Regions from separate parts of the Homo sapiens genome. Here region 2 is linked to region 1. A link is an interaction called in ENCODE POLR2A ChIA-PET data of the cell type or tissue named here. Cell type or tissue: PC-9. All regions are shown on one strand. Each heading gives the region's core, and the rest is flanking DNA. Links, peaks and the distances in the headings are about the cores only.

Region 1 (16,856 bases), core at 3,395-11,394:
AGCATGGATTCTTGAACAAGGTGGCCTGTTCCCATCATGTACTATATGTGTAAGCTTCCTGATCTCACAAACAGGATCATAGCTGTATCTGCCTCATATGCATTTTGCAAGGTCTGACTCAGTTAACAAATATAAAACCTTTAGAATTGTTTCTCACACTTAGTAAGTACCAAATATTGGCAATTATTATCTATTCATTCATTTACCATGCATTAAAGGAACATTTTCTATGTTCTAGGCACTGTGGTAGGTCCTGAATATTCAACTGTGAACAAAACTTAGTGACATTTTTCAAGGAACTAACAATCTAGTAGGGTGGGGTAATCTGAGCCCAAGCTGTCTTCTGGTACTCTGGTCATTAATGGGCCTTCTCAGGGCTGGCCATCATTGTGCAACTGGAAGAGTTTGTTTCAGCTATTCCTGTGCCTCATTACTGTACTTCCTTCTGAGTAGAATTCATTGCTCCATTCTCTGACTGCTGACATGGTGCTTCTAGTAGGGATTACTCAGGCTCTGCAAAATAAAGAGATTGGACTATATTCAGCTCTAAACTCCAACCCTTTTATTTGCTGACTTTGTCCTGGTCACAGACCAGTTTCGACGGACTTAGAGGAAGGTATGTGAGAGATGTAGCCCAGTACCCTCACTGCACAATAGAGCAAACTGAGGCCCATAGACAAATGTGTGTCCAATATTGCATAGTTGGCCTTAGAGGAGGAGTTGGGAAGGAAGGTCAGAACAGAAGCTAGGTTTCCTGTTGTCACTTGGGGACTTTTTCCACCAACGCCCTACCCCTACCCTGGTGACTTGAATGGGGTCATACTTCATCTTTAACCTTGTTCATAAAACAGAGCTCAGATGGGAAAAGAGGCATGTTGCTGGGTCATATCACTAACGATCTTTCTGTCTGTTTTTATTATTGTACTCATGCTAGAAGTGAGGCATTCTCCACTCCTTTGAAAATGCAAACTGTTAGAAATAGAACCTGCCAATACATGGAATCACGTATCATGTATCAGCATGGAATGGGGGCCTTACATCTTCACATTAGGTGGCATTTCTTTTTTTTTTTTTTTTTTAACAGAGTTTTGATTTTGTCACCGAGGCTGGAGTGCTTTGGGGCGATCTCGGTTCACTGCAACCGCCAGCTCCCGGGAGCGATTCTCCTGCTTCAACCTCCTGAGTAGCTGGGATTACAGGTGTGTGCCACCAAACCAAACTGATTTTGTATTTTGTAAAATTAGAGATGGGGTTTCACCATGTTGGCCAGGCTGGTCTTGAACTCCTGACCTCAGGTGATCCGCCCGCCTCGGCTTCCCAAAGTGCTGGGAATATAGGCATAAGCCGCCGCTCCTGGCCTAGGTGTCATTTCTTAAAAAAAAGATTGTAAAGAGGACAGTAAAATTGGTAAGCTTGTTTATTTTGGTGATGAAATATATTTTTCTGTGTGTCTGATAGTTGAAACTGAAGTCTTTTGAGAGAATCACCTGAAGACTCAGTGCACATATTGACTTGATAAGCCTCCTATTCCTAGGGACATGGCCTATTTCTCATGTGCAAACATGATGGATAGTGTGTGCATTTTTCTTTTTAAAAAAACATATATCCTTTCTTTACTGCAGGGCAGAAATGCTCTTTATTCTTGGTTGTCATATTAAGTTAGGAAATGTGGGGTGGAGGAGATGCTTATCAAGTTCTTAGAGCCTGAGGCCCTTGTTACTCCTTTTGGCAGAGAGTGTGCTCCCCAGCCCCCACCATGATGCGTGATCCGAGCTGGTCACATGACTCCAGGCAGGCCAATCAGGGGTAATGGGATTTAATCCTAGAAACTGGTTTGTGTTATTACAAGGACGTCAAGCTGCAAGATAGATCCTGGTGGCATGCTCTGAACTTATATTAAGCCCCACTTGAAACTTCTGTCCTGTTAACGGCCTGTGAGCCAACACATTCTCTTTCTGTAAGCTTGTGAGGCTTGGGTTTGACATCTTTATGACCAACTTTGGCAGATTTCCGGAGCTTCACAGGTTTTAAACAAATGTTTTTTAAAGTAAACATGTAGCGGCCTGAATATAGAAACCTGTCCATTTGCAGTCAGTCAGACTTACTTGCAAACAGCTGTGTGAGCTCTGCACTACCCAGATAGTAATTTGAACTCTCATCTTTGACTTGAGGTAAGGAAAGTAAATAAGACTGTTTCCAGGTGCATGTTATAATAGGCCAAATTCGGGTCTACTGCACCCAAACCTGGAGTAGTCCTGAAGGTACAGCAAGAAATTAAACTTGGAAGTATAAAGACAGGCATTACAAGATATCCTTTTATGGAAGCAGCATAATGGACTCTGGAGACTGGCTTGGTGTGAATCCTGCTCTGCCACTTTCTAGCTGTGAGACCTTGGGCCAGTTATTTCATTGCTGTGTGCCTCAGTTTTCTCACTGGATGTTTTTTACAAACCACATTTGTAAAATGCATAATAGATGCCATATAATTTTTTAAAATTATGAATATATATGGTGATATGGTTTGGCTGTGTCCCCACCTAAATTCTCATCTTGAATTGGTGATTCCCACAATTCACACATGTTGTGGGAGGGACCCAGTGGGAGGTAATTGAATCATGGGGGCAGGTCTTTCCTGTGCTATTCTCGTGATAGTGAATAAGTCTCACAAGATCTGATGGTTTTATAAAGGGGAGTTTCCGTGTAAAAGTACTTTTCTCTTGTCTGCTGCCATGTAAGATGTGCCTTTCACCATCTGCCATGATTGTGAGGCCTCCCCAGCCAAGTGGAACTGTGAGTCCATTAAACTCCTTTCTTTTCTAAATTGCCCAGTCTTAGGTATGTCTTTATCAGCAGCATGAAAATGGACTAATACATGTGGCAATAAACCAGCCCTTTGAGTGCTGACATATCTTCTCCCCAACTTGACATCATTTGGCCTCAGATAGAATGCAAAGCAGTGAACTCAGTTCTATGTGATTCACTCCTCCTTCAGTCTCCCTGGGTTGTTCAGACCACTGAATTTTGGGATGTCTCTATGAGGAACAAAGCAGGATTCAAGAGCCCCATCAACTCACACCTCCATGCTTTCAGTATTGTAGGCATCCCTTTTGCAAGGTTTGTTTGCTGATTCGTGAACAGGACACAGTGAAATAAACCTCAGTTGAGACTGATACTCTTTCACCTAGGCCAGTCTTGGTGACCTGATTTGGCTCAAAAGTAATAATAGAGTCAATGCTGAAAGCATGTTTGACAAGAATATTTTAATATGTTCTTTTTTAAAAAGTTGAGTTTTTTTTGGGGGGGTTGATTTTTTTTGTTCGTTTTTTGGCTTAATTCTTCTTATTGTGACTTAGGAAATAAGTTGATGCTTTCACAACCATATGCACTTTCCCAACGTGATTTCACATTTAAATTTATTCCAAGATCTGGCATTTGTAGTTAGGCTCACTTATCTTTCTCTTTACCCATGTCTTTATTCTTTGTTGATGTCAAATCCTATTTTCATTTTAGCTACTGAAAGGGAACAAAGCATGGGTGATCATGAAAAGCAACCTGAAGCTATTTTCAACAGTGTTGTTTATTATAGACAAAGCAAACAAGATTCAACAGGTACAATAGTATTAAAAAGCATCTAATAAGATTGACTACTTGTTTGTGCAGCATACTGATTTGTACTCTTTTTATAAAGTACACAAAAATAAATAAATGTATTTGTAATTAGGTTTTTGTATTAGACTTTTAAATCCAAGTTTATTTTTAAAGAGCTATCTGTTTATAAACTGCGAATCTATTCAGTAAATGGGAATAGATAACATGATTTTATTGTTAATAATATTTCTGATATGCAGTAAATTTTTTTTAACCAAATTGACTGGTTGCTTGGATTGGCTCTCTCAATCTTCAGTTCATCATCCTTCTATTTAGAGAAGTTGGAAAGCTAAAAACGTGATGTTACCCTGATTCCCTTGCAGCTAGGGTCCTGAATACAGATTAGATTCAGTCAATTGATGAACTTTCATGGGATTTGAAAGGCAGAAGGATGCAGGATGTGATTGCTCAATAGAGTTTAGATGGACAATTAGGCTCTAACAGGAATGAATTTTAGCAGTGGCTGGATTCCACTTTCCACCCAGGTTACTGGCTTTGTGGGAGGAAGCGGCTTTGAAATTAGCAGCAGTGGCAATAGCTATATTAACTTCCTGACCTTGCATCACAGCTACAGTGGTGAAAATTTGGAGGCGAGTTCCTTTGTCCCTTAAACTGATTTTGTAAGCACTTAATCTTCTGTTTTACCGAGAGTAATTTCTTTCTTTTGCATTGAGTACTGCCTGATAATAAGTGTTAAGTCATATGTCTAACCTGTGTACAATTCAATGCAGTATTCTTAATTTATCATTCCTGTCTTGGAATCTTTACTTGGATGTCTCTTTTCACCACTGAAAATACCACAAAGAATGTATAAGACAGTTATTTATGAAATTCATTGAGAATGCCCTGTCTGGAACTGATGCTGCTTGTACCCTTTATCCTTGACTTTCATTCACTCCACAAATATTTATTGTTTGTCTTCACTTTGTCAAGTGTTACACTAAGGGTTGGGAATGCGATCATGAACAATATAATAGTCCTTGACCTTGCAAAGCTTATAATCTCCTGGCAAGACCCAATGAGCAAGTATTACAACTGTGATAATAATAATAATAGCTTACATTTCGGATGAGCACCTCCAGGAGATTCTGATGCAGGTGGTCCACAAACCAAACTTTTTAAAAAAACGAAACTTGGACTTAATTAATATGTTCCCTTTAATCACCAATCTGCTGGTAAGAATGAATGTAGAACCAGAGGGCACTAAATAGCATCCTTGACGTTGAGCTAAGGGATTGAAAAAGAGAATATGGCTGGGATATTTGTTGGATTTCTTTGACAAACATTTCTAAACATTGGTTTTCAAAATGCTGTCTTCATAGTTTCCATTGTGCAAATTTTGCTCTGTTTTGCTTTGCTGTTGTTTTTAAGCAGCTATTACTTACTGGAAAAATATCGCCTTTAATTTGAAGGAGAGATAAAATATGTTTCATTTTTGAAATTTCATCTTTGCTAACAGCAGCCAACATTTGGGTTGACCAAAGTTGAGTTTCACAGTTGATTCTCACATTAAATATTAGTAAAGATTAATGTATTTCTTATGTTTTAAATAAACTATCTTTCTTCTCTCTTCTAAGGAGACTTTCTACTTTCAAGTTTTATGTTTTCATTATCACCATCATCTTTGTCATCATCACTGAATTATTATGACTTTGCAATAAAGGAAATTCATCCACAGGGCCATGCTGTTTTTATCTTTAAATAAAACAAAAGAAATATGTGAAATATTTATAACATATAGAGCTCTAATGTTTTCTTTCAACCCTTCATTGATTGACTCGTGTACACTCTGGGATGTGTCCACCCATCTTTAGAAACCCATGGCTTAGAGGACAAACTTTGCTGGCTTACCGCTAAACTTTCCATATAATAATTTGTGACTTTAATCCACACAGAATATCCCTTTGGGGTAATCTTAATTTCTCACCTCCAAGTACCACTGTTGTCCCCACATTTATTCATTCAACAAATATATATTAAGAGTCTACTCTGTGCCAGCAACAGTTCTAGGCCCTGAAGACATATAAGTGAACAAAACAAAATTCCTGTCTTCATGGAGCTGGTATTGTAGTTGGAGGTGTACATACCATGAATAAATTAATAAGAAAGATGTAATAGATCATATAATCACTGCAGAATAAAATAAAACAGAGTGAAGAGGAAGAGAGTGCAATGGTGTACCACAGCCACTTGCATGGGCTCTTAGGAGCCAATTGTGTCCACGTCTTCCCAAGTCAGCATTCAGTGATGTCATGTTGGCAGTTTGGGATTGGCCATTGTGGGGATATTCACAGCACAGAAATTAACAAACACTGCAAATCAGATCTTTTTTCCCCCAGAGAGCCAACAGTCCAACAGTGCCATAAACATATCCATTAGCTCCAAAAGTTTCCTTCCTTTCCTTCTCCCTTCCTCTCTCCTCCCTTCCCTTCCTCTTCCTCTTTCTTTCTTGCTTTCATTATTTTTTGGTGATAAGAACACTTAGCATAAGATATACCCTCTTAGCATTTGTTATTTTTTTTAAGTGACCAAGTTTTGTCAGTTACTCTGGTGTAAACTGTTTGATGTGTGTGTGTGTGTGTGTGTGTGTATGTGTTTTGTAAATTATACATATGTATATTTTACTCCTTTTTTTTTTGAGATGGAGTCTTGCTCTGTCGCCCAGGCTGGAGTGCAGTGGTGCGATCTCGGCTCAGTGCAAGCTCCGCCTCCCGGATTCATGCCATTTTCCTGCCTCAGCCTCCCGAGTAGCTGGGACTACAGGTGCCCACCACCACGCCTGGCTAATTTTTTTGTATTTTTAGTAGAGACAGGGTTTCACCATGTTAGCCAGGATGGTCTCAATCTCCTGACCTCATGATCCACCTGCCTCGGCCTCCCAAAGTGCTGGGATTACAAGTGTGAGCCACCACGCCTGGCCTGTTATTTTTTTTTAAGTGGCCAAGTTTTGTCAGTTACTGTGGTGTAAACTGTTTGATTTTATGTGTGTGTGTGTGTGTGTGTGTGTGTGTGTGTTGTAAATTATACATATGTATATTTTACTCTTTTTTTTTTTTTTGAGATGGAGTCTTGTTCTGTTGCCCAGGCTGGAGTGCAGTGGTGCGATTATAACTGAAACTTCTGGGCTGAAGTGATCCTCCTGCCTCAGCTTCCTGAATAGCTGGGACTACAGGCATGCACCATTGTGCCCAGCTAATTTTTAAATTTTTTTGTAGAGACAGGATCTTGCTATGTTGCCCAGGCTGATCTTGGATTCCTGGCTTCAAGAGATCTTCCCACCTTGGCCTCCCAAGGCAAGAATATACTATTTTTTTTTCCTTGAGATGGAGTCTCACTCTGTTGCCCAGGCTGGAGTGCAGTGGTGCGATATCAGTTTACTGCAATCTCTGCCTCCTGGATTCAAGCAATTCTCCTGCCTCAGCCTTCCAACTAGCTGGGACTACAGCCATGCGCCACCACGCTTGGCTAATTTTTGTATTTTTTAGTAGAGATTGGATTTCGTCATGTTGACCAGGCTGGTCTCAAACTGCTGACCTCAGGTGATCCACCTGCTTTGGCCTCCCGAAGTGCTGGGATTATAGGCATGAGCCACTGCGCCCAGCAAGAACGTACTATTTTAAGTGTACAATTCAGTGGCATTAAGTATATTTGCACTGTTGTGGAACTATAACTGCTATCCATTTCTGGAACTTTTTCATGATCTCAGACAGAAACTCTGTACCTATTAGGCAATAATTCCCCATTCTCCCCTCTCCCTAGTCCTTGGCAAACTTTATTCTACTTCCTAACTCTATGAATTTATCTATTCTATGAATTTATCTATTCTATCTATTCATGTAAGTGGAATTATATAATACTTGTTCTTTTGTGTCTGGCTTATTTCACTTAGCATAATGTCTTCAAGGTTTATCCATGTTGTAGCATGTCCAAACTTCTCTAATATGGGCGTGGGTATGAGATAGCCTCTTTCTTCTAAAGAGCTTTTCTACTTTCAAGTTTCATGTTTTCAGCAGCATCATCATTATCATCATTGAATTATTATGACTTTGAAATAAAGGAAAGTTACCCTCAAGACCATGCTGTTTGTCTTTGAACATTATTTTTGACATATGAATGAGGATACTTAGACACTCATATCAGTTAAGTGCTACCAAGAGTGAAAAGTGAAACAGAATGATCCTCTAGTGAAATCAGATAGGCAATGCGAATCATCTAGACAGTTTGGCATGAAAGAGCTGATGTAGCAATTTCCCATTCTTGTCATACCTTATAGGAGAGTTTGAAGGAAGTAAATAACCATTCAGTATTGAACACAAACAGCAGCTCTGAGCTCAGGCCCAGGAAAGAACTTTGTTCACTCACTGGAAATTAAGGCTATAGGCTGAGTATATTCCTGTGCTCTGATGAGGGTGGTCATGCCACCCAGCCAAGGACATGGGATCTATCTACAAATCTGGGGAAGCAGAATGGTTTAGAGGCTCTAAAGTTAGACTCAGCTTGGACTCATCCTGGCTCCATCACTCACCATCTCTGTGGCCTAGGATTACTTACTGACCTCTCTGAGCCTCAGTTTTCTCAACTGTACAGTGGGGATGATATTACTATTTATCACAAAAGGTGGTAATGAGGATCAAGCGAGGCAATCAAAAAAGGGCTTCACATAATGCCTGACATGGGTTAAGTGCTCAAGAAATATTAGTTGTGAATCAAGAGTGATATTGAATTGTTTACTAAGTAATAGGGCATGAATAGAGACCAGTCTAAATTGTCACTCCCCGGAGGTGTCTTCTGTGCCTAAGATTATACTTTTCGTAACTGGATGGTGGGCAGGCCCTGGGGGTAGGCAGGAAGGCAGATAGCTTTTGGGAGACTTGAGGCAGCTGCTATTAACCAGCTGGTATGGAAGTATTTCAATATTTTAATAACTTGCATGACCACTCCCAAGTCTCAGGCCTGGCTGTTATTCTGATGATTATTCTTGCAAAGGAGCATTATTCTGGAGGCATGAATGCATCACATTACATAGCTTCTCTATGCCGATGACTCACAAATTTATATTTTCTGCCCTCTTCTGCGCCACTGCCTTCTTGACATCTCCACTTGGCTGTCATATGGGCATATCTGACCGAACATTTCCAAAGCAGAATTCTTGATCTCCTCCACAGAGGTCCTGTGCCTCCTCCTCTTTCTTCCTCAATTGATGGTACCAGGGCCCTGGTGCATACCCTGTGTGCCTCTCTCTTCATGTAAAAGGGGCTCAAGGCTGGGCATGGTGGCTCACACCTGTAATCCCAGCACTTTGGGAGGCCGAGGCGGGTGGATAGCTTGAGCCCAGGAGTTCCAGACCAGCCTGGCTAGCATGGTGAAAACCAGTCTCTACTAAAAATACAATAAGTAGCCAGGTGTGGTGGCATGTGCCTGTGGTCCCAGCTACTCAGGAGGCTGAGGCATGAGAATCACTTGAAAACCCGGGAGGCAGAGGTTGCAGTAAGCCAAGATCGCGCCACTGCACTCCAGCCTGGGTGATGAAGCGAGACCATGTCACAAGGGTCTCAGCAAGTGAATAAACAGACATGTGGTGCCTCACCATGGCTACAGTGTTAGCCTGTGAAATGTGGAGCTGGAGGCCATCTGGCAGAGTGAATCCATGCAGTGCAGCCACGCAGAACTAGACTTCATCCCAGCTTTGTCATTTGCTGGCAGCGGCCTTGGGCAAGTCTCCAGACCTTCATGGCTAAATCATTTTCCTGTCTAATGGGAATAATACTACTGCAGGATGACATGGTGTATCCAAGATAATATACATGAAGTGACTGACACATAGTAGGCACACACAGATGATGCTCTCATATTTGTTATTACTATTATATTAATGGCCAGAGTCATTCAGATAAAAGGTCGGGAATCTCCAGGACAGGCCAGCTGGTCAGGAAGTGAGAACTCTTCTCCGTTTTCTTTTCCTTAATCACAAACTTCCCATCTCTGATCTTGAATTTCTCACATTGCACTTAATTCTGTGTTTGCTTAGAGCATCTTTCCTCCCATGCATTCTCTCAGCACTTTTTCCAGAGTCTCAAATCCTCACCTTTGAAGTTGAACGATAATATTTTCCACTTGTCAGGCTGAAATGTTTGGAGAGTTAAGAAAATGGTCCAAAACTTGGAAATAGACAAAAGGCAATCATTATGGACTGAATATTTTTGTCCCACTCCCCTCATCCCCCCTCAAAATTCACATGTTGAATTCCTGAGCCCTCAATGTGATTGTATTTGGAGGTAGGCCCTTTGGGAGGTGATTAGGGTTAGATGAAGTCATGAGGATGAGACCCTGATAATGGGATTAGTGCCCTTATATGAAGAAACATCAGAAAGCTTGCACAAAGGGGTCATGGGAGCACACAGTGAGATGGCAGCCACATGTAAACAAAGAGAAGGGCCTCAGAATAAAATCGAACTTGCCGGCACTTTGACCTTGGACTTCCAGCCTCCAGACAGAATGACATTTCTGTTGTTTAAGCTGCCCAGTCTATGGTATGTTGTTATGGCAGCCTAAGCTAGCTCTGACAGTATTACTGAGTATCCTTTCAGGGTAGTGTTGCCTGTTGCTAGTAGTCAGTCCCATTCCTCCTTGGGATGATCTAATTTTCTAGTGGGTATACAGTTGTTTGTCCTTCTATTGATTAATGATTAGGCAATTTCACAAATCTGTAAAGGTAGAAATTAGCTTGTAGAAAACTGACAGCAATGCAATTTGTGTTTGTTGGAGGGCAAAGCAAATAATTCCTATCTATAAGATAGATCACTTCAAAAGTTACAGTTTATTACCTACTAGGACATTTGTCAGTTTTATAACTGTTAGCAAATTTATTTCAGCTTTCTATTGACTGTCTGACTCAACTCCCCTCTGAATCAGGGTCAATGTCTTACTGGTTTCCTTGTTAATTAATGAGTTGAATGGAATATTTGACGCATTCATTTTGTATTTATATGAGAATCATGTTTGAACGTTCTGAAAATTAGACTTTAATAGAAGCAGTAATGAGTTAGTGTTTAGAGAACACTAAATCTCTGGGTGAAGTGTGTTGCCTCATTGATCAGCATTATAAGAAAGAGCACTTGTAACATTCATAATTCCTTTCTGAATAGTGTCTGCCCTTCTAGGTTATATTTCAGTGTCTTTCATGTACCTTTGAAGCCATTCTGCAGATTCTTTTTTTTTGAGGAGCACATAATGAAGATCTGGGTCATTAAGGCATATTCTGTAATGGGCAATGCTATGGATCAGTTGTTTTTTGACTTTTGAAAAATAACTTTTTCACCAATTGCTGTCTTTCTTTCCAGGGCAAATGAGCTGCTTTAGATTCAGTGTACTGAAATAGGACATTCTATTTGCTACCATTCTGCTAAAATGTTTAAAATGGATAAAATGTCACCAGAGTAATTTGTGGTTGTTAAATTTTTGATTTCTCTAGTTACACATATTAATGGAAACAAATCAAATGTCAGCCACCCTTGATACCTTATTCCACCCCAGCCAAACTGTGGGATGTATACCAGGATAAATTATAGACAAATAGTGCTCGGTGACATAGTAAATTATGATGATTTAGGTTTTTTTTCTCCATCATTCTTGTTTCAACACTTAACCGAGTATATAGATTTCTCCTGTGCATCAGAAAAGAAACATATTTATGAAATTAAGGTGGAAGAGCCAATTCATTAATGCTGAATTTCAGATTATTAAAAAGTCTCTGGAGTTAAACTACTGACAGAGGGTAACTTATTAATCCTTTGTCAATCATCTTTTTATTATTATTATTATTATACTTTAAGTTTTAGGGTACATATGCACAATGTGCAGGTTTGTTACATATGTATACATGTGCCATGTTGGTGTACTGCACCCATTAACTTGTCATTTAGAATTAGGTATATCTCCTAATGCTATCCCTCCCCCCTCCCCCCACCCCACAACAGTCCCCGGAGTGTGATGTTCCCCTTCCTGTGTCCATGTGTTCTCGTTGTTCAATTCCCATCTATGAGTGAGAACATGTGGTGTTTGGTTTTTTGTCCTTGCGATAGTTTGCTGAGAATGATGATTTCCAGTTTCATCCATGTCCCTACAAAGGACATGAACTCATCATTTTTTATGGCTGCATAGTATTCCATGGTGTATATGTGCCACATTTTCTTAATCCAGTCTATCATTGTTGGACATTTGGGTTGGTTACAAGTCTTTGCTATTGTGAATAGTGCCACAATAAACATACGTGTGCTATGTGTCTTTATGGCAGCATGGTAAATCATCTTTTTTTCTCTGCACAAATCTAACTGCAGTCACTTTTAGTGGTTAATAATAAATTAACTCCTCTCACACCTGGGCTGTTTTTTGCCAGCTCATGAACATCATCACTACCTATAATCAAAGGCATTCCAGAGTCACAGCCACATACTGTCCATCAATAATGATAGAAGCAATGGAAATTCATTCCTTATAACATTGTTTCCCATGTAATTTTAGACATGATCCCCACCTTTATGGGGGTTACATTCTAGAAGATGACACAAACATTACACAAGTAATTAAAATTCTGTGGAATGTCATGACCCCCGCTCTCTCAGGCCCAGCACTTCTTATGTTTTTCCATCATCATCTTTTTGTTTTTTAATCACAAAACTATCCAGACTGATTAATTACAACTTATCAATGCCTGCTGTTTGTGTAGCACTGGGCTGGTTGGAATTATTCATACTCGGATCCTTGATGATTAATAAAGACAAAGCCCATCAACACCCAGGAATGCCTATGCTAGGGAAAATTACAAATAATTGAGAGGGAATGTGGAGATATAATTCAAATGGGACAAACTGGCAGTTATGTAGGATGAATCAGTCTAAAGGTCTAATGTACAGCGGGAAAATGATAGCTAATAATATTGTATAGGCTGGGTGTGGTGGCTCACACCTGTAGTTCTAGCATTTTAGGAGGCCAAGGAAGGAGGATAGCTTGAGCCCAGGAGTTCAAGACCAGCCTGGGCAACATGGTGAAACCCCATCTCTATAGAAAACACAAAAAAATTAGCCTGGCAATGTGGCATGCACCTGTAGTCCTGGCTACTAGTGGGGCTGAGTTGGGAGGATCCCTTGAGCTTAGGTGGTCAAAGGCTGCAGTGAGTAGAGATGGCACCACTGCACTCCAGCCTGAGACAGGGCAGGACCCTGTTTAAAATATATATATACAGTATATACAGTAGATATATATTATATAAATTATATATATTATGTATATAAATTCATACTCATATATATAATTTGCTAAGAGAGTAGATTTGAAGTACTGTTGCCACATACACACACACACACACACACACACACACACACATACACACACACACATGAGGTAACTATGGAAGATGATGGGCATGTTAAATTGTTCATTGGTAGTAATCATTTCACTATGTATATGCGTATCAAAATATCATGTTGTACATCTTAAATTTAAAAAACAATTAAAAAGCCCCTAAATCATTGGGACACAAAATAAATATAGTGGATATGTGCCAATTAGGAAACAGAACTCCATCCACTCCATGTGTTTTTTGCAACCGAGAAAGAGAGAGATCACTGTGTACTGATGTCATAAAGAAGAGGTTCATGGGGGAAGCAGAGCATGAACCAGGCAAAGAAAGATGGAGAGAGGATAGTTACTGGATGCCAACCAGGGGTGGAACAGCATTTTCTTCAACAAGCACTTTTAGAAGGCTTGTTATGTGTCAGAAACTGGTCTTAGTGCTTTCAAAATGCAAACTCATTTAATCCTCGTGGTAACTCTGTGAAGTAGGTACTAGTGTTATCATGTCCATTTTTACAGATGAAGCACAGAGAGTCTAAGTAGCCTGTTAAGGTCACACAGCTGGAAGTAGAAAACCATGATTTATACCTGGGGAGGAAGACACCACTGATGTGCTTTTAACCACTGTGCTAGGCTGCATCCTCGGCATCAAGCAAGGCATTTGGAAAGGAAACTGAGCTACAGGGAATCAGTTATACTGTGGACGTGTGGTGATGATGGACATCCGTGTGGCCCTTTGGGCTTGCAAAAGCAGAGATTGTTTTGAGAGATGGCAGCTGGAGTTACAGATTCATAAGTGTCATCTACCAAGACACACAGGTGAAGCAAAGGATAGCTTGCATAAAGAGCAAACCTTAATTTTTCCTTGAATGGGACACTTATTAAATTCTGCCTATTTGACAGTCCTTAGGCGAAAGGAGCTTTTACATTGTCTCTTAGTGGCAGGTTTCTAACCGACAGATTGCAAATCAAAGTGAGGGGGCATGCAAAGATATTTGCAGTTGTGAAATATACCCATGGAGTGACACAGGTCCCCACTGTGTCACTGCATCCAAAGCAATCAACACATACATAGACAGTACTGATTAGGAGGGAAAAGGCTGTCTTTGTGGAGCAGCAAAGCTTCTATTTTGGATATTTATTGTTTTGCTCTGAGAGCAAAGCCTCAAGTTTAAGGCCTTTTTCATACCCACTGCAAATCAAATTATTAAAGAGTGCTGAACTGCTGCTCTCATTATTCTGATTAACAATTCAGAACCTGATATTGAATTATTCATGGTGTTTAAATAACTTATCAATGCGAACAAAAGTAATGCGAAACTGTTGCAATTAGAAAAGCTTACTTAAAGCTTGTAGACAAATATCCTTAATTAAGTCATATTGCCTGCTGGAGATGGAGTTTCTGGGAACCAAAGAAGAACTGGAGAAATGGAAGTCCAAGAGGGGTAAAAAACAAATAAACAAAAATCCCATGTGTGTGAAGGTACTTTAGTGTACCCACATGATTTTGGAATGCTTGAGGGAGCTTCAAGCAAGAGTCCCCTGAAGGCCTACCACTGCCTTTGGAGAGTCTAGTTAATTAGGTCAAAAAAAGAGAATTTAGAACAATATGATACATTAAGCTTTCAGTTACAGAAAAGTGACAGGAATGGTGGATGCTAATGTGTAAGTAATCAAAAGTTAAAAAAAAAATACTGACCCAGGGGCAGGAAAACCAGTCTAAGGAAGGTACAACTGGCATCATCTTGAGTGTGGTGTCTGAGCACTGGGGAAACCCTGAGGCTCCCGGTTGTTCTATTTTGTCTGCTGCTCCTAGATTTTCTCTAAACCATTTTCCTATTCTCAAGTCCTCAAATGGGAGAAAGAGGTTTGGGGTAGATGAGAGACCACTCCATTACTAAGCATGTTGAAAAAAACCAAACAAACAGACACCATTTATCATGTACTACTGAGATGATTGGGTCTGTGGTTCCAAAGCCAAACAGTAGCTTGTTCTTGTCTCATAAAGAGCTCACAGTCATGCTGGAAAAGCAAAACAGCAGATGCAGTAGTCATGCAGAAGGTGCCCAGGATGCATAGCAGAGGGACGGAGCTCTCTTAGGGTCCAGATGGCTGAATACCCAGAAGCTGGAGAGACTCATGTTTCCCAGTGTTGAGGTCTCACATGGGTGGAATGGAGAAGTCACTGTACCAGTCAATGTCCTTAGTTTCAAGCAACACATACCAATGGGATAACTTTGGCAGCAATTAGTGGAAGGCAGCTCTTTCCAACAATAAAAGGCTAGAGGGGCAGACTTGACAAATGGGCAACAGTAGGGGAGTTTGGAAGATAAGGTCAAGGCAAAGTTACCTCATTATACTAGTTGGTGTGGGTAGTTATCATTGGCATCTTCCCAGAGAGACGCTTGTCACCATGCCACTGGACCCTGTTCCACATCTTTGACAGCCTTTGTTCCTCCTTCATGGAAACACTCACCAAGAGTCAAAGTGCTGACTGGGAGCACCTGATTGGCTAAGCCTCAGTTACATGGCCCAATCCCAGATGTCAGGGCGCAAAGTTGAGAAATATCTCATACCTTTTTTTTTTTTTTTGCAAAGTGCGGCTCCTTCCCAAGCTTGCCTCCTACCTATTTGGGGATTTCTTCACATAGGAAGGATATTTGGTTGTTGGGTGACCAGCATCTTCAGCAGCACCCTCCTCTAGCCAAACACCTTGTCCTTCAGCCATGAGGTATTTGGGCTGACTGCACAGGGAGAAGTACACATGTATGCACCCAACTTCCTGGGACATACCTTGAACCAACCCCCACTACTGTCTAGAAGTGTTGAGAGGAAACATATCCTTTATGGTACATTGTCATACCCAGATATTTAGAACCCTCTAACCAAAATTCCAGAATGAATTCCTTAACCTGAACAAATTCTACAAAGCTCTACAGAGGTGCCAGATGGTGCCACTCCTTCCCCTTCCTCTTGCTGCTGTAAAAATGTATTATAAAGTGGAGGAGTTAAACAGCAGGAATTTGTCTCACAGCTCTAGAGGATACGAGCTCAAGATCAAGGTGTCAGCAGGACCAGCTCCTTCTGAGGGCTGTAGCTGTCAGGGAGAAAAGTGCTCCCGGCCTCTCCCCTGCTTTTTGTGGTTTGCTGGTGGTGGTTGCTATTGCTCAGCTCCTGCTACATCACCCTAATCTCTGCCTTCCTGTTCCCACAGCATTCTCCCTGTGTGCATATCTGTGGTCAAATTTCCTTTCTCTTTTTAGAAGCACACACATTAGATTAGGAGCACCCTACTTCAGTATGATTTCACATTAATTTAACTAATTTTATCTGCAATGACCCTATTTCCAAATAAGGTCTCATTCTGAGGTATTGGGGACTTCAAATTATGAATCTGGGGATGGGGAGGACAGAATTCAACCCATAACAACCAACTAACCAACTCACCTACCAGTCAAATATATACAATTTTTCTTGTTCGAAAAAAATTAGGCACAGAAAGAGTTCAAACAAGGTAAAGGAACAAGTAAGCCTGTTTTCTGGTCAGCAGGAATGGAAAGTTCTACATTATTGAAGGCATGGCCAAATTAAAACTCCTTGGTTAAGATCTAAGCCACTTATTATAAATGGACACGCTAATGTAAAGTTTGAAGCAAGCAAATCAACAAACAAGCAGGGGAGCGAAAAGCCAGGATAAATCTAAATGCCTCTTAGGAGCGTTCTGTCTATTGGCCAAACAACACTCAGCTGAAGACTAGACCTTCTACTCTACCAGCGCCTACTTTCACCAAAACTTACTGCCACAAAGGGTGCATGTATGTAATCCTCACAGAATTAGAAATTTGTAATTTAAAAAA
Region 2 (16,856 bases), core at 5,974-13,973, 300 kb after region 1:
GCGCCCACCACCATGCCTGGCTAATTTTTGTATTTTTAGTAGAGACGAAGTTCAACCATTTTGGCCAGGCTGGTCTTGAACTCCTGACCTCAAGTGATCTGCCAGCCTCAGCCTCCCAAGGTGCTAGGATTACAGGTGTGAGTCACCGCATCCAGCCTCCTATGCCATTTTATATAAGGGACTTGGGCATCTCTGGATTTTGACATCTATGGGAGCCCTGCAACCAATTTCCCATCGATGCTGAGGTACCAACGATATTAGCAACAAGAAATAACTCAACAAGACCATCAAGAAATGAAGATCAATGTGTAATCATTTCTGTAGAGGTGTGCACTAAAGACATAAGTGACATTAATGACCAATGGCCATTTTACATGTGACACAGACAAACTTAATTTTTATTATAATCATCTTTACAGGGATCACCACTTTCTGCCACTTTTGGGGAGAATTATTGCCTGCTTTATTTGTCTACAAGGATAATGGAGAGATTGGGGTAGAGTTTTAAATAGATGATTGGAAACAAGACTTTCGTGAGGTTTTACTTTGTAGTGTGTGCTATAATTCTCTTCTCCCTTTGTTCCCACCTAAACCAGATCTTCAGTAAAGGTCTACATTAGCCCTTAAAGCTTTTGGACTCCAGTTATTATTCTTCTGGAGGCATTGGTGTAACGAAACTCACTTTGACACAGGAGCAAGTATTCTCTGCCTACAGATATATTCTTATAAGAATACTTACTGAAGTTTGGATGGTTAAAAACTTCGGGTATATGTGTAATTCTGTCCCCTGGGAATGGTGCAGCAAAATACCAATAGAAATCAAAAGTAAAAATCACTGAAAACTTAGTCCATTTGAAAATTTGGTGTCTATATTTGGGCATCTCACTTAAACTCTGTTTGCTTGAGGTTCATTATTTATAAAATTGAGAAAATAATCTTTTAATTTGGCTTTACTATGTCTTTTTTGGAGTGTTCAATAGGAAATACTTTTAAATGCTTTGCAGACTTCTGAGTGCCTCATATGCATGTTTATAATTGTGTACGATGAAGACTTTCTATTGTTGGCATAGCCAGATAGGGATCTCTTTACTTCTTGCTTATAAATTGGACTAGAAATGAGAAATAAAAAGTCTTGGCTAAATATTTTCTACTGGAAACCTCTTCCCCTGAGCCATGCTGTTGAATCATATGGAAACCTCAGGGAACTCCTTTGTCTTCTCTTGGTCTCTGATTTTCTAGAGGTACTAGCAGAAGATGAAAGCAAGGGAAGAAAGTGAGGTGACAGTGTCCATTCTCGGTTGTCCTGAGACCTGGTCACTGTGGGTTGCCTGTGTCTCTCCATCAAAGGCCAGGTCCTGTCCAAGAGCTTCTCCATCCCCCTCCTCTTTCCAGATTCCAGTCTCTGCCTCCTCCACATGTTCCTTCAGACCCAGTATGTTTGCGGCTCCTCACTCTCTTCAGCCCAGAGGTCTTGCACTGCACCTTGTTTCCTTGAAAGCTTGTCCATGCCTCTGTAAGTAGTGTAGTCTTTTTCTTTTTTAAGTAAACTCACCTTAAATTACCCCATTTGAATATGCCATCTGTGTTCTTACCCAAACTCTGACTGGTATGGGTCTCGTTACCAAACACATTTATATCGCCACCTGTTTTTGCTTATTTAATATCTCATCATCACCTCTTCCAATCTGAGTTTATGTTGTTTTCCAGATAGTGTTCTGGATTGGATTTTAAAAAAGACTATTTTATACTTATTTTATAATGAAGAAACTTATGCTTTTCTTTCTTATGACACAAAAGTATACAGAGGAAAATCTATAAAGAATATACACAAAATATGAAATATTCTGCAAATGCAAATAATTAAAAGTGTCCCTCATAAGGCAGACAACCATACCCCTCCCATGACTTCCCTACACTCGTTATGACTATTACAAGCACACACACACACACACACACACACACACACACAAATTCCAAGTAGGTGACAGGCCCAGACAGTGGCCTCACTAAGTTGAAACCTTGGTTGACAATAGATATGGCTGCTGCCTCACCAATCCTTCCCAATGCTCCAGAAATGATGGGATGAGGTCCTGCCAACCTAGTGTGTAAATACAAAGTCCAGAGAATACAGAGGAAGATACAGGATAGGAAGAAAGTTGTGGATTCCACTTGTTTGTGGTTATACACCACAAACAAGAAATTCCCAGAAATAACTAGGCAGAGAGCTTTTGTTTTTAGGAATCTAGATTTTCTGCAAAAAATAGAAGATTAAGGCTATAAAAATATCAACTTTTAACTTGGAGAACATGAGTTATATAACTTTGAAATGGCAGAGGAAAAAGAAAGAACAAAAGAGAAAAATAGAATAGACATTATTCCTTCAACACAAAAAGCCTTCAGAAAGGAGAGAAGGGAAACTGTTCTGTGATAGGTACAGAAATTAAGCAGAATCCTCCCCAGAGTGCTTTATGTTGAGAGGAGAAGGGCACATGTTTTCTCCAAAGCCCACTGATGAATTATTTTGAGGCTTAGGTATCTTGGTCAGACTTATTCTCAAGGCTAATGTAATGATGTGTCTGAGGCATCTAATGTTTCCATTACATGTTCCACAAGTACAAAAGTTCATCTTTTTTTGAAAGGCCAAGGGTACACAGAATGTCTACAACTTGATTAATGAAAAAGACATCATGAAAATATTTTTAAAGCCATTGAGGGAAAATAAGTTAACAAGGATTTTTTGTTGTCCTATTAAAACTCGGGACATCGTTTTTCCAGTTATCACAAGAATAGGACTGATCACTTTCAATTTCTCTTCTTTCATTTGGGATACGGGAAATGGGCATGGTGGCTGAAATGATGTTCCATTTACCAAAAGAGGGAACAGCTCCAAAAAAGAAACAAACAGGCCTTGGGTAAAATGGCACGGTGATTGGGAATGAAAGCAAGCATACATACTCCGAATTTAAAAATTTATGAAACTCATAATGAACATTCTCAAAATACTTGAGTTTCTCCTGCTCGTATGCATCCCATGTTGCACCTCTTTTCATCGATTGTCTGTATTATGCATTGTACACTAATCAGGATTGACCCTGAGGTTGCAACTTATTGCTGACTCCAGCCAAATGTCCTCACCCTTAAGCCTATCTCAAAATATATCTCAACATACAGAAACTCGATGACAGAAATGCCTATTTTCAAGCACTGATGGCTTGGGCTAAGCACTGTGTCCCTGGGGGTTCACAATTTAAATGGCCCATGAAGCCCAGGAAAACATTTTTCTCAACAAAATCATTGGCATATGTGGAGACAAGCAAACTTGTTAATGAAAGGACTGGAGCCCCATGGCTTTCCTTCCCTCCAAGCCCCCACCTCCACCCCCAACCTCCACAGAGCTCCCATGGCTCACAGCTTGAAAATCACTTCTCTAAGCCATTAAACTATTAGCTTCACATATCATCCAAGGAGACATTAAGGACATGAGCATTAGGAAGTACAACAGACAAATGCATTAGGGAGTAGAAATAGAAAATAAAGATAAATATCAAGAAGAAAATGAGTGTTTTTAGGTTTCCAACATATGCCAAGTATTATACGACACACTTTACATGCATTATCTCATTTCATCTTAACCTTAACTTCATCAGGCAGGGATTTTAATCTCCATTTTCCAAATAAGGAAACAAACTCAGAGGAATTGGGTAAACAGCACCAAAGCCCTTAGCTAGTAACTAGCGTGACTAGAAATTGAGGCCAAGGCTTCTTCTTTCCATGACACCCTGGAGCTTCCCAAAGGCTTTGCTGTTCCTTCCAGAGACTCCAACAAACCAAGTACCAGTCTCATTTCGGAAAATATTCTTATCTAGTTTAATAATTAGTTAACTGAAAATTTAAAAAAATGATTTTAATTTGAATTAGACTTTTAAAATACTTAATCAAGTTGGCTCATAGATTGTTCTTTTGAAAACTAATACTTAGTTTAATTTAGGATTTAATGTGTTTATGGTAGTTTAAAGAAAGAGAACCAAGCTGAGAGCCAGAGAGCTGGATTCTACACATCGTGCAGGTTGTGTGACATCATAAGTAACTGGCTTCCCTCAATCTTCGTTTTGTGTATGAAAAATGAGGATTTGAAGTACACCAGAAGAATTTCCTGAAGCTGGGTGATCCTGACTCATGGCAGTGCCTCACAAATCCAAGACATGACTTTCAATAAATCCAATGCTCTTTTATTTAGTATAAGATGATGATTGCCAAAGCAATGGTGTATAAATAAACAAAAAGGAATATATTACACCAACATATCTAAAAGTAGAATATAGAATATAAATTCCTAATAATTTGATATATATCATTGTCTATTTGTAAATACACAAGGAAGTTTGTTCTGTTACTATAATATTATGTGGTTATTTTTCTCTTTGGACTCTTACTTCCATTCTACTTTCCAAAAAGAACTTCATCTCAAATAAATGTATTTTTATACTTATAAGTCTTTTACTGATGATTGTATAACTTTCTTCTACAATAACAATATGCATATAAAAGTTGAAACTTATTTTCTCCAATGGCTGTAATGCTCTATGTGATAATTTTTTCCCTCTAGATTGAATTGTCATTGCAATTATTAGAAATACAAAATTAACCAAAACATATAACATATATTGTTATATGTTTATATTTACTTTATATGTTTAAAATTCCCATAATTGTTAACGTGTAAATTATACTCAATTTTTTTTTTTTTTGAGAAGGAGTTTCATTCTTGTTGCCCAGCCTGGAGTGCAATGGCACAATCTAGGCTCACTGCAACCTCCACCTCAGGGTTCAAGCGACTCTCCTGCCTCAGCCCCCCATGTAGCTGGGATTACAGGTGTCCGCCACCATGCCCCTGCTAATTTTTTTGTGTTTTTTTAATATTATACTTTAAGTTCTAGGGTACATGTACACAACGTACAGATTGATACATAGGTATACATATGCCATGTTGGTTTGCTGCACCCATCAACTCATCATTTACATTAGGTATTTCTCCTAATGCTATCCCTACCCCAGACCCCAACCCCTGACAGGCCCCAGTGTGTGATGTTCCCCACCCTGTGTCCATGTGTTCTCATTGTTCAATTCCCACCTATGAGTGAGAACATGTGGTGTTTGGTTTTCTGTCCTTGTGATAGTTTGCTGAGAATAGTGGTTTCTAGCTTCACCCATGTCCCTGAAAGGACATGAACTCATCCTTTTTTATGGCTGCATAGTATTCCATGGTGTATATGTGCCACATTTTCTTAATCCAGTCTATCATTGATGGACATTTGGGTTGGTTCCAAGTTTTTACTATTGTGAATAGTTCTGCAATAAACATACGTGTGCATGTGTCTTTATAGCAGCATGATTTATAATCCTTTGGGTATATACCCAGTAATGGGATCACTGGGTCAAATGGTATTTCTACTTCTAGATCCTTGAGGAATCGCCACACTGTCTTTCACAATGGTTGAACTAATTTGCACTCCCACCAACAGTGTAAAAGCATTCCTATTTCTCCACATCCTCTCCCGCATCTGCTGTTTCCTGACTTTTTAATGATCACCATTCTAACTGGTGCGAGATGGTATCTCGTTGTGGTTTTGATTTGCATTTCTCTGATGGCCAGTGATGGTGAGCATTTTTTCACGTGTCTGTTGCCTGCATAAATGTCTTCTTTTGAGAAGTGTCTGTTCATATCCTTTGCCCACTTTTTCATGCGGTTGTTTGCTTTTTTCCTGTAAATTTGTTTAAGCCCTTTTAGATTCTGGATATTAGCCCTTTGTCAGATGCGTAGATTGCAAAAATTTTCTCCCATTCTGTAGGTTGCCTGTTCACTCTGATGGTAGTTTCTTTTGCCATGCAGAAGCTCTTTAGTTTAATTAGATCCCATTTGTCTATTTTGACTTTTGTTGCTATTGCTTTTGGTGTTTTAGTCATGAAGTCTTTGCCCATGCCTATGTCCTGAATGATATTGCCCAGGTTTTCTTCTAAGGTTTTTAGGGTTTTAGGTCTTACATTTAAGTCTTTAATCCATCTTGAATTAGTTTTTGTATAAGATGTAAGGAAGGGATCCAGTTTCAGCTTTTCTACATATGGCTAGCCAGTTTTCCCAGCACCATTTATTAAAGAGGGAATCCTTTCCCCATTTCTTGTTTTTGTCAGGTTTGTCAAAGATCAGATGGTTGTAGATGTGTGGTGTTATTTCTGAGGCCTCTGTTCTGTTCCATTGGTCTATATATCTGTTTTGGTACCAGTATCATGCTGTTTTGGTTACTGTAGCCTTGTTGTCTAGTTTGAAGTCAGGTAGTGTGATGCCTCCAGCTTTCTTCTTTTTCTTAGGATTGACTTGAAAATGCGGGCTCTTTTTTGGTTCCATATGAACTTTAAAGTAGTTTTTTCCAATTCTGTGAAGAAAGTCATTGGTAGCTTGATGGGGATGGCATTGAATCTATAAACTACCTTGGGCAGTATGGCCATTTTCACGATATTGATTCTTTCTATCCATGAGCATGGAATGTTCTTCCATTTGTTTGTGTCCTCATTTATTTCGTTGAGCAATGATTTGTAGTTATCCTCGAAAAGGTCCTTTACATCCCTTGTAATTTGGATTTTTAGGTATTTTATTCTCTTTGTAGCAATTGTGAATGGGAGTTCACACATGATTTGGCTCTCTGTTTGTCTGTTATTGGTGTATAGGAATGCTTGTGATGTTTTCACATTGATTTTATATCCTGAGACTTTGCTGAAGTTGCTTATCAGCTTAAGGAAATCTGGGGCTGAGGCTATGGGGTTTTCTAAATATACAATCATGTCGTCTGCAAACAGGGACAATTTGACTTCCTCTTTTCCTAATGAATACCCTTTATTTCTTTCTTTTGCCTGATTCCCTGGTCAAAACTTCCAGCACTATGTTGAATAGGAGTGGCAAGAGAGGGCATCCTTGTCTTGTGCTGGTTTTCAAAGAGAATGCTTCCAGTTTTTGCCCATTCAGTATGATACTGGCTGTGGGTTTCTCATAGACAGCTCTTGTTATTTTGAGATACATTCCATCAATATCTAGTTTATTGAGAGTTTTTAGCATGAAGCGCTGTTGAATTTTGTCAAGGGTCTTTTCTGCATCTATTGAAATAATCATGTGGTTTTTGTTGTTGGTTCTGTTTATGTGATGGATTACGTTTATTGATTTGCATATGTTGAACAAGCCTTGCATCCCAGGGATGAAGCTAACTTGATCGTGGTGGATAAGCTTTTTGACGTGCTGCTGGATTCAGTTTGCCAACATTTTATTGAGGATTTTCACATCGATGTTCATCAGGGATATTGCTCTAAAATTCTCTTTTTTTGTTGTGTCTCTGCCAGATTTTGGTATCAGGATGATGCTGGCTGGCCTCATAAAATGAGTTAGGGAGGAGTCCTTCTTTTTCTATTGATTGGAATAGTTTCAGAAGGAATCGTACCAGCTCCTCTTTGTACCTCTAGTAGAATTCAGCTGTGAATCCATCTGGTCCTGGACTTTTTTTGGTTGGTAGCCTATTAATTATTGCCTCAATTTCAGAGCCTGTTATTGGTCTATTCAGAGATTCGACTTCTTCCTGCTTTAGTCTTGGGAGGGTGTATGTGTCCAGGAATTTATCCATTTCTTCTAGAATTTACTAGTTTATTGGCATAGAGGTGTTTATAGTATTCTCTGATGGTAGTTTGTATTTCTGTGGGATCAGTAGTGATATCCCCTTAATCATTTTTTATTCTGTCTATTTGATTCTTCTCTCTTTTCTTCTTTATCAGTCTTGCTAGTGTTCTATCAATTTTGTTGATCTTTTCAAAAAGCCAGCTCCTGGATTCACTGATGTTTTTGAAGGGTTTTTTGTGTTTCTGTCTCCTTCAGTTCTGTTCTGATCTTAGTTATTTCTTGCTTTCTGGTAGCTTTCGAGTTTGTTTGCTCTTGCTTCTCTAGTTCTTTTAATTGTGATGTTAGGTTGTCTACTTTAGATCTTTCCTGATTTCTCTTGTGGGCATTTAGTGCTATAAATTTCCCTCTACACACACTGCTTCAAATGTGTCCCAAAGATTCTTGTACATTGGGTCTTTGTTCTCATTGGTTTCAAAGAACATCTTTATTTCAGACTTCATTTCGTTATTTACCCAGTGGTCATTCAGGAGCAGGTTGCTCAGTTTCCATGTAGTTGTGTGGTTTTGAGTGAGTTTCTTAATCCTGAGTTCTAATTTGATTGCACTGTGGTCTGAGAGACAGTTTGTTGTGATTTCTGTTCTTTTATATTTGCTGAGGAGTGCTTTACTTCCAATTATGTGGTCAATTTTAGAATAAGTGTGATGTGGTGCTGAGAAGAATGTATATTCTGCTTAATTGGGGTGGAGAGTTCTGTAGTTGTCTATTACATCCACTTGGTGCAGGGCTGAGTTCAAGTCCTGGATATCCTTGTTAACTTCGTGTCTCATTGATCTGTCTAATATTGACAGTGGGGTGTTAAAGTCTCCCATTTTTATTGTGTGGGAGTCTAAGTCTCTTTGTAGGTCTCTAAAGACTTGCTTTATGAATCTGGGTGTTCCTGTGTTGGGTGCATATATATTTAGGATAGTTAGCTCTTCTTGTTGAACTGATCCCTTTACCATTATGTAATGGCCTTCTTTGTCTCTTTTGATCTTTGTTGGTTTAAAATGTGTTTTATCAGAGACTAGGATTGCAACCACTGCTTTTTTTTTTTCTTTCCATTTGCTTGGTAGATCTTCCTCCTTTCCTTTATTTTGAGCCTATGTGCGTCTCTGCATGTGAGATGGGTCTCCTGAATACAGTACACTGATGGATCTTGACTCTTTATCCAATTTGCCAGTCTCTGTCTTTTAATTGGGGCATTTAGTCCATTTACATTTAAGGTTAATATTGTTATGTGTGAATTTGATCGTGTCATTATGATATTCGCTGATTATTTTGCCCATTAATTGATGCAGTTTCTTCATAGCATCAATGGTCTTTACAATTTGGCATGTTTTTGCAGTGGCTGGTACTGGTTGTTCCTTTCCATGTTTAGTGCTTCATTGAGGAGCTCTTCTAAGGCAGGCCGGGTGGTGACAAAATTTCTCAGCATTTGCTTGTGTGTAAAGTATTTTATTTCTCCTTCACTTATGAAGCTTAATTTGGCTGGATATGAAATTCTGGGTTGAAAATTCTTTTCTTTAAGAATGTTGAATATTGACCCCCACTCTCAACTGGCTTGTAGGGTTTCTGCCAAGAGATCTGCTGTTAGTCTGATGGGCTTCTCTTTGTGGGTAACCCAACCTTTCTCTCTGGCTGCCTTTAACATTTTTTCCTTCATTTCAACTTTGGTGAATCTGACAATTAAGTGTCTTCAGGTTGCTCTTCTCAAGGAGTACCTCTGTGGTGTTCTCTGTATTTCCTGAATTTGAATGTTGGCTTGCCTTGCTAGGTCGGGAAAGTTCTCCTGGATAATATCCTGAACAGTGTTTTCCAACTTGGTTCCATTCTCCCCCTCACTTTCAGGTACACCAGTCAAACGTAGATTTGGTCTTTTCACATTGTCCCATATTTCTTGGAGGATTTGTTTGTTTATTTTTACTCCTTTTTCTCTAGTCTTGTCTCCTAGATTTATTTCATTAATTTGATCTTCAATCACTGATATCCTTTCTTCCACTTGATTGAATTGCTATTGAAGCTTGTGCATGCATCACGAAGTTCTCATGCCATGGTTTTCAGCTCCATCAGGTCATTTAAGGTCTTCTCTACACTGTTTATTCTAGTTAGCCATTCGTCTAACCTTTTTTCAAGCTTTTTAGCTTCCTTGCTGTGGGTTAGAACATGCTCCTTTAGCTTGGAGAAGTTTGTTGTTACCGACCTTCTGAAACTTACTTCTGTCAACTTGTCAAAATCATTCTCCGTCCAGCTTTGTTCCATTGCTGGTGAGGAACTGTGATCCATTGGAGGAAAAGAGGTGCTCTGGTTTTTAGAATTTTCAGCTTTTCTGCTCTGGTTTCTCCCCATCTTTGTGGTTTTATCTACCTTTGGTCTTTGATGTTGGTGACCTACAGATGAGGTTTTGGTGTGGATGTCCTTTTCATTGATGTTGATGTTATTCCTTTCTGTTTCTTAGTTTTCCTTCTAACCGTCAGGTCCCTGAGCTGCAGGTCTGTTGGAGTTTGCTGGAGGTCCACTCCAGACCCTGTTTGCCTGGGTATCACCAACAGAGGCTGCAGAACAGCAAATATCGCTGCCTGATCCTTCCCCTGGAAGCTTCGTCCCAGAGGGGCACCCACCTGTATGAGGTGTCTGTTGGACCCTACTGAGAGGTGTCTCCCAGTTAGGCTACACAGGGATCAGGGACCCACTTGAGGAGGCAGTCTGTCCATTCTCAGAGCTCAAATGCCATGCTGGGAGAACCATTGCTCTCTTCAGAGCTGTCAGACAGGGACGTTTAAGTCTGCAGAAGTTTCTGCTGCCTTTTGTTCAGCTATGCCCTGCCCACAGAGGTGGAGTCTATAGAGGTGGTAGGCCTTTCTGAGCTGTGGTGGGCTCCGCCCAGTTCAAGCTTCTCAGCTGCTTTGTTTACCTACTCAAGCCTCAGCAATGGTGGATGCCCCTCCCCCCGCCAGGCTGCAGCCTCACAGAGCAATCTCAGACTGCTACGCTAGCAGTGAGCAAGGCTCCATGGGTGTGGGACCTGCCAAGCCAGGCACAGGAATGAAACTCCCGGTCTGCTGGTTTCTAAGACCATGGGAAAAGCGCAGCATTTGGGTGTGAGTGTACCGATTTTCCAGGTACAGTCTGTCACAGCTTCCCTTGGCTAGGAAAGGGAAATTCCCCAACTCCTTGTGCTTCCTGAGAGAGGCAACTCCCCGCCCTGCTTCAGCTCGCCCTCCGTGGGCTGCACCCACTGTCCAACCAGTCCCAATGAGATGAACCAGGTACTTCAGTTGGAAATGCAGAAATCACCCATCTTCTGTGTTGATCACGCTGGGAGCTACAGATGGGAGCTGTTCCTATTTGGCCATCTTGGAACAGAACTGTTTTTGCTTTTCTTTTAGTAGAGATGGGGTTTCACCATGTTTGCCAGGCTGGTCTTGAACTCCTGACTTCAGGTGAACTGCCCACCTCAGCCTCCCAAAGTGCTGGGATTACAGGCATGAGCCACCATGCCCAGCCAAATTATACTCTAAATGTATTTGCTGACAATATAGGTGAAGCCTTTTTCCCGTAATTACTTTATGTATTTGCAGATGAGAATTGTTCAACTGTAGAATGAGTTGTGGTTGAGCATCAATATTATTTGTATTTTTCATTTTTAAAAATAGGAGCCCTGAGAAACATTGTTCTCAAAAATGTGTACCTAGAAATGCACATTTTATTAGAGCCATTTGGTCCATCTCTTTAAAATCCACCATGACTCCATGCTAAAATCACACAGTGATTTTCCATAAAAAATTATAAATTATGTTTATGTTCAGCCAGGTGCAGTGGCTCATGCCTGTAATCCCAGCACTTTGAGAGGCCAAGGCGGGCAGATCATGAAGTCAGGAGGTCAAGACCAGCCTGACAACCATAGTGAAACCCCATCTCTACAAAAAATACAAAAATTAGCCAGGTGTGGTGGCGCACACCTGTAATCCCAGATACTTGGGAGGCTGAGACAGGAGAATCGCTTGAACCCAGGAGGCAGAGGTTGCAGTGAGCCGAGATCACGCCACTGCACTGAAGCCTGGGCGGCAGAGTGAGACTCTGTCTCAAAAAAAAAAAAATTATGTTTATGTTCAATTAATTGGCAACTCAGGTCCTCCTTCATTATTTTTTAAAGTATTTTTAAAATTAGGGAAAAACTAAATGACTTGTTAACCATCTTTAGAGTCATTTCTCAGTTACTGCAGAAGCTTTACTAAGATTTATAAAATGACAATTATACTGATGACTTGGAGAGATATTCAGTGTTAACTTGTAAGACAAGGAATCAACCAACACAGAGTACTGGACCCTGGTCTTTGTGCTAGAGCAGGTCCTGCAGACCCCTGTAATGCAAGGTACCAACCTTACAGCTGCTAGATTATGAAGTCTGACAGGTTCCAGGTCCCTGGGAAGGGGCTAGGGCTCCTAGGATTCAGGGCGATAAACATTTACCAACCATTGAGAAAGTATGTCAATACTTTAACAAAAAAAAACTTCCTGTTATGCTTTTCCTCAGTGACAAACCGTATTACAATGCACTCAGAAAGAATGGGGAAAATACAAGTATTTCAACTCACCCGTGCCAGTACAAAATTTTTTATAAAATCTATTTGTCTCATTATGTGCCTTAAATATATTTTCATCATAACCTTGGAGCTGCTGATTTGGCTCATTCAAGTTATAGACAGCATCCATCATCTAATCTAATTGAAAAAGCCAGTCTTCATTATCAGTAAAATCAGATGAGTTTTCTGTTAGGAAAAGTCTTTTCAATTTAAATTGCTGTGTTGAGATGCATTCCCATGACAACCATCTCACTTCTTAACACTAATCTTAACACTAATGGATAAAACATGGTACTCAGGCACAAGGAAATAAGGCACAGTGGACTTCAACAACCTCATCTTTGCTTTGCTCTCAAGGGAACCTCTTCCCCTAAAGGGATACATTCTGTAGCAATATCCAGGGATAAAAGAGAGAGGTCATTAAAAGGAAATTGTTGGTAGTCCTGCCTTTTCCTTCAGTGTACATGAATTCCGAACATCTTAGCACAAATCAAGATACCACATGTCTCTAACTTCATGCTTTGCCCTTAAAAAGGCATAATGGTTCTTTTAAGGGCAAAGCATGGAGTTAGGCATCCAAGAAAAACCACAAAGCTGGCCATCAGTGTTTTGAGTTGGCCATTTGTTTTTGCTCTACAGGTTTGTACACACAAAATAACAATACATCATAGAAAAATGCTGTTTGTGTGGGAGGTACACCATTTTCTTGCAAAGTGACAGGAAGGAGACTGAGATGGGAAAATGAGAAAGCAGAAGCAACGCAGGTTTATTGTAGGATGCAAGTTAAGGATCTGGAAATTAATTTCTTTAAAAATGTGTACACTCAGGTATCTTTTGTGAGGTTTTGTATACCTGTAGGGGTATGTGGGCCTCAATTTGAAGGCTACCAGACAAAATGGTCTTTAAGACTTGTCCTCTTTTCGGTCATGCTCTAGATAAGATCTTGGTCATTTTATTGAATGTAACTATAATTTAAAAATTGGGGCCAGGCGTGGTGACTCACGCCTGTAATCCCAGCACTTTGAGAGGCCAAGGTGGGCAGATCACAAGGTCAGGAGTTTGAGACCAGCCTAGCCAACATAGTGAAACCCCATCTCTACTAAAAAATACAAAAATTAGCTGGGCATGGTGGTGTGCACCTGTAGTCCCAACTACTTGGGAGGCTGAGGCAGAAGAATCGCTTGAACCTGGGAGGCAGAGGTTGTGGTGAGCCAAGATTGCACTACTGCACTCCAGCCTGGGCAACAGAGCAAGACTCTGTCTCAAAAAAAAAAAAAAAAAAATTGGAGCAGAAGATTCCATCGGGTGCTATGCTGACCAAAGTAGGCTACTCTGCACCCAGACTTACACTATTGATCCATAGCTACTTGGGCTGATGCTGTGAATTGTTTTCAGTGGTGAAGATAGCTTTTCCCTGGGTCATCCTCATTCTTCCTCTTCTCCTTCTGACCCCTACAGAGCACACATTTGTCAGGTGCTGATGGAGAGAAGGGTAGCCTCTGGGAGTGCAATAGAACCAAGTTCTATGGCAAATGTAGTGACAGCATGAACATCCTGATATTTTGGATCAGACACAGAAACATGAATAGGGTGCCATAATATCAGGAACGGAGACCTCTATTAAACCCTGATGGTGTGTGTGTGTGTGTGTGTGTGTGTGTGTGTGTGTAGCAGGGATTGGGTGAGAAGATAAGTAGTCCTTGCAAATAATTTATATAATATTCCAGATAAGGCCTCAATAAGGCCATTCTATTCCTGGCCTCACAAATGTGATGAACCTTAATGAGGTCACTAATATCCTGGATTAAAAATCTAAATTTTGTTTTCTCAAAATTACTTTATTTCATGGGATCCAAAAAGTTATTGATTTTAGACATGTTAAAATGTGAAGAATTAAAAGGAAACTGGGTATGATTTGACAGTTCACTTGTGGGGTGGGGTTGACCAAACTGTGTGCATGATTTATAATAAGCCATCTCACAAGGACTTGAGAGATAAGTCAGATGGGCAAAATGAACACTTTCCCAAGAATGGCATATTTGTGTCCATATACCAGGAATGACCTCCTCATGAATTTCGTAGATGCCTAGGAAATTCTATCAGGCTTCAGAAGATTGCTAAATGATTAAAAATCAGAGCAAAGGGATTTGGCTGATCTTGGGGGATCTTTACTTTTGGATAGAAAGAAGTCTGATGCATGAGTTTTGCTTCACTCCTGGGACCTCATTCTAACAACTAGCATACCTGTATCTGAAAGATCCATGGTTTTAGGTATGTCTTAGACGGGCGTATGTCCTTGAAAAATACATGTACATTTTTGGGTAGGTGTATCCTTAGTGTCTTTTTTTTTTTTTCTGACAGAGTCGTGCTCTTGTCACTCAGACTGGAGTGCAATGGCACGATCTCGGCTCACTGCAACCTCTGCCTCCCAGGTTCAAGCAATTCTCCTGCCTCAGACTCCTGAGTAGCTGGGATTACAGGCACCTGCCACCATGCCCGGCTAATTTTTGTATTTTTAGTAGAGATGTTTCGCCATGTTGGCCAGGCTGGTCTCGAACTCCTGACCTCATGATCCGCCCACCTCTGCTTCCCAAAGTGCTGGAACTATAGGCGTGAGCCACCGCGCCCAGCTGGTGTATCCTTAATTTTCATAAATTATGCTATTAATTTTAAAAATGTGTTAAATGGCAATGTAAAATGGTGCAGCCACTATGGAAATTAACTTGGCAGCTCCTCATAAAATACACAATTATATGACCCAACAATTCTACTCTTGAATATATACCCAGAAGAATTGAAACAAGGTGTTCAAACAAACACTTGAACACAAATGTCCATAGCTACACTATTTACAATAGTCAAAGGTGAAAACAATTCACATGTCCATCAACTGATAAATGGTTAAACAAAGTGTGGTATATTCCTGTAACGGCAAGTTATTCAACCACAGAAAAAACGAGGAACTGATACATGCTACATTATGTATGGACCATGAAAACATGATGCTAAGTGAAAGATGCCAGACACAAAGACCACATATCGGATGATTTCATGTATATGAAATATCCAGAATAGGCAAATCCATGAGACAGAAAGCACACTGGTGGTTCCCAGCAGCTATGGGAAGAGGAGATAAGTGCCTGCTTAATGGTCATGGGATTTCCTTTAGGAGGGATGAAAATGTTTTGGAACAAGACAGTAGTCATAGTTCCTCAACATTGTGAAATATTAAATGTCACTAAATTGTGCACTTTAAAATGGTTAAAATGCTAAATTTTATGGTATGTGTATTTTACCACAATTAAAAAAATTATATACACACAGGTGCACAAACTTGCTAGCCATCTCAACACTTTCTCCTGTTACTCAGGAACAAATTTTCAAACTCTTCACTTTGTGGTGCTTTGAAAATGGCATTTGTGTTAAGGGCAGCATTACTTCCTTTTTTATAAAAAGGAAAAACAAAAAAAAACCCTGAATCACCCCAATTAAACCCTATAGGGAGTAACAGAATATCACAAAAAGATGAGTAGATCTATAAATGCCTATTACCAGGGGATAGAGAAGCTCAACCTCTTTCCCTCTCAAGAGAAAGATGTGTTACATAGAAACTTTCCTGTTAAAAGCAGGATCTGCCTGTCCCTTCTACGTAGCCTCTCTTCTCCCTTTAGCTCCATTATATATTAAATAGCTTCCTGATGAGATTCTTTCTTGGGTTTCATTTATGTAAATTATTCTTTATGTAATTTGCTTAAAAATTACATTAAAAATTTTGTAATTTTTCCTTGAGTTCTTTAGTATATATTTTTAATTTGCTTGACTTTAAAGCAGAGCAGAATCAGTCAAGAGAAATGTAGAACAAGACAAATACTTCTTTGCTGTCACGGAGCTTTACTATATCTTGTTATCTCAACAGTACCCTGGGATTACGTGTGGAGCAAGTGTTAGGTGTGTATGCATTAGACCAACATCAGTCCAGGGTCTCAATGAAAGACAAAGACAGAAAAGGTGCTGCCCTACATACTAGCAATCTCAAAGGCACAAAAGACTGTAGAAGACTAAAAACAATACTCATCAACAGGCAGGTTATAAACAGAAGCAATTCAGATTGTTGAAGGCAATGTCACCTTTTATTCTGAATTATGAATTAAGGATGACAAAAAAAATAAAATAGAAAACCTCATGAAGGAAATAATGAATCTGAACAGTCTTCAAATAAAAATAAAATAAAGTCAAAAACTTCTTGGCCTTATTATAAATTCTTGTTCTTTACTTTTCCAATAATACAGAAAACTGAAACTATTCTGAACAAAAAGTATATTTCCCTTCTCTTAAAGGAGTCAAATCTTTTCTATTTCTATGAAGATGATAGTTCACATGTTGTCTCGTTCCATTTTAGCTGAATTCCCTTTAATGAGTTACTTAAATTTGCTATTCCTGTTTCTTTGTTTGTAAAATGAAAATAGGAACAGCTCACTGAGTTATGGAAAGTGTAAAATAGTAATAACTGCTGACACTTTTGAATGCTTATTACGTGCCAGGCACAATCCTAAGTACTTCATGTGTTATTCCTCCTA

Evidence for each region. Peaks named below come from ENCODE experiments on the same cell type or tissue, not always from the same donor. Only the 100,000 strongest peaks of a DNase experiment are listed, where the experiment ranks them.
Region 2: POLR2A ChIA-PET joins it to region 1 with 10 read pairs; 2 of 35 experiments call an interaction of 5 or more read pairs at or near these places.

The regions. Positions count from the first base shown.
Region 1 is chr2:223,626,251-223,643,106 of GRCh38, reverse strand. No RefSeq gene overlaps it. Among named protein-coding and RNA genes, the nearest start is that of SCG2, 32 kb to the right of the region's middle. In PC-9, for the core only: no CTCF peak of the experiment used is centred there; a DNase peak (open chromatin) is centred at 7,856.
Region 2 is chr2:223,324,715-223,341,570 of GRCh38, reverse strand. No RefSeq gene overlaps it. Among named protein-coding and RNA genes, the nearest start is that of SCG2, 270 kb to the left of the region's middle. RefSeq lists an enhancer at 10,195-10,694. In PC-9, for the core only: no CTCF peak of the experiment used is centred there; no DNase peak of the experiment used is centred there; H3K27me3 peaks cover 377 bases.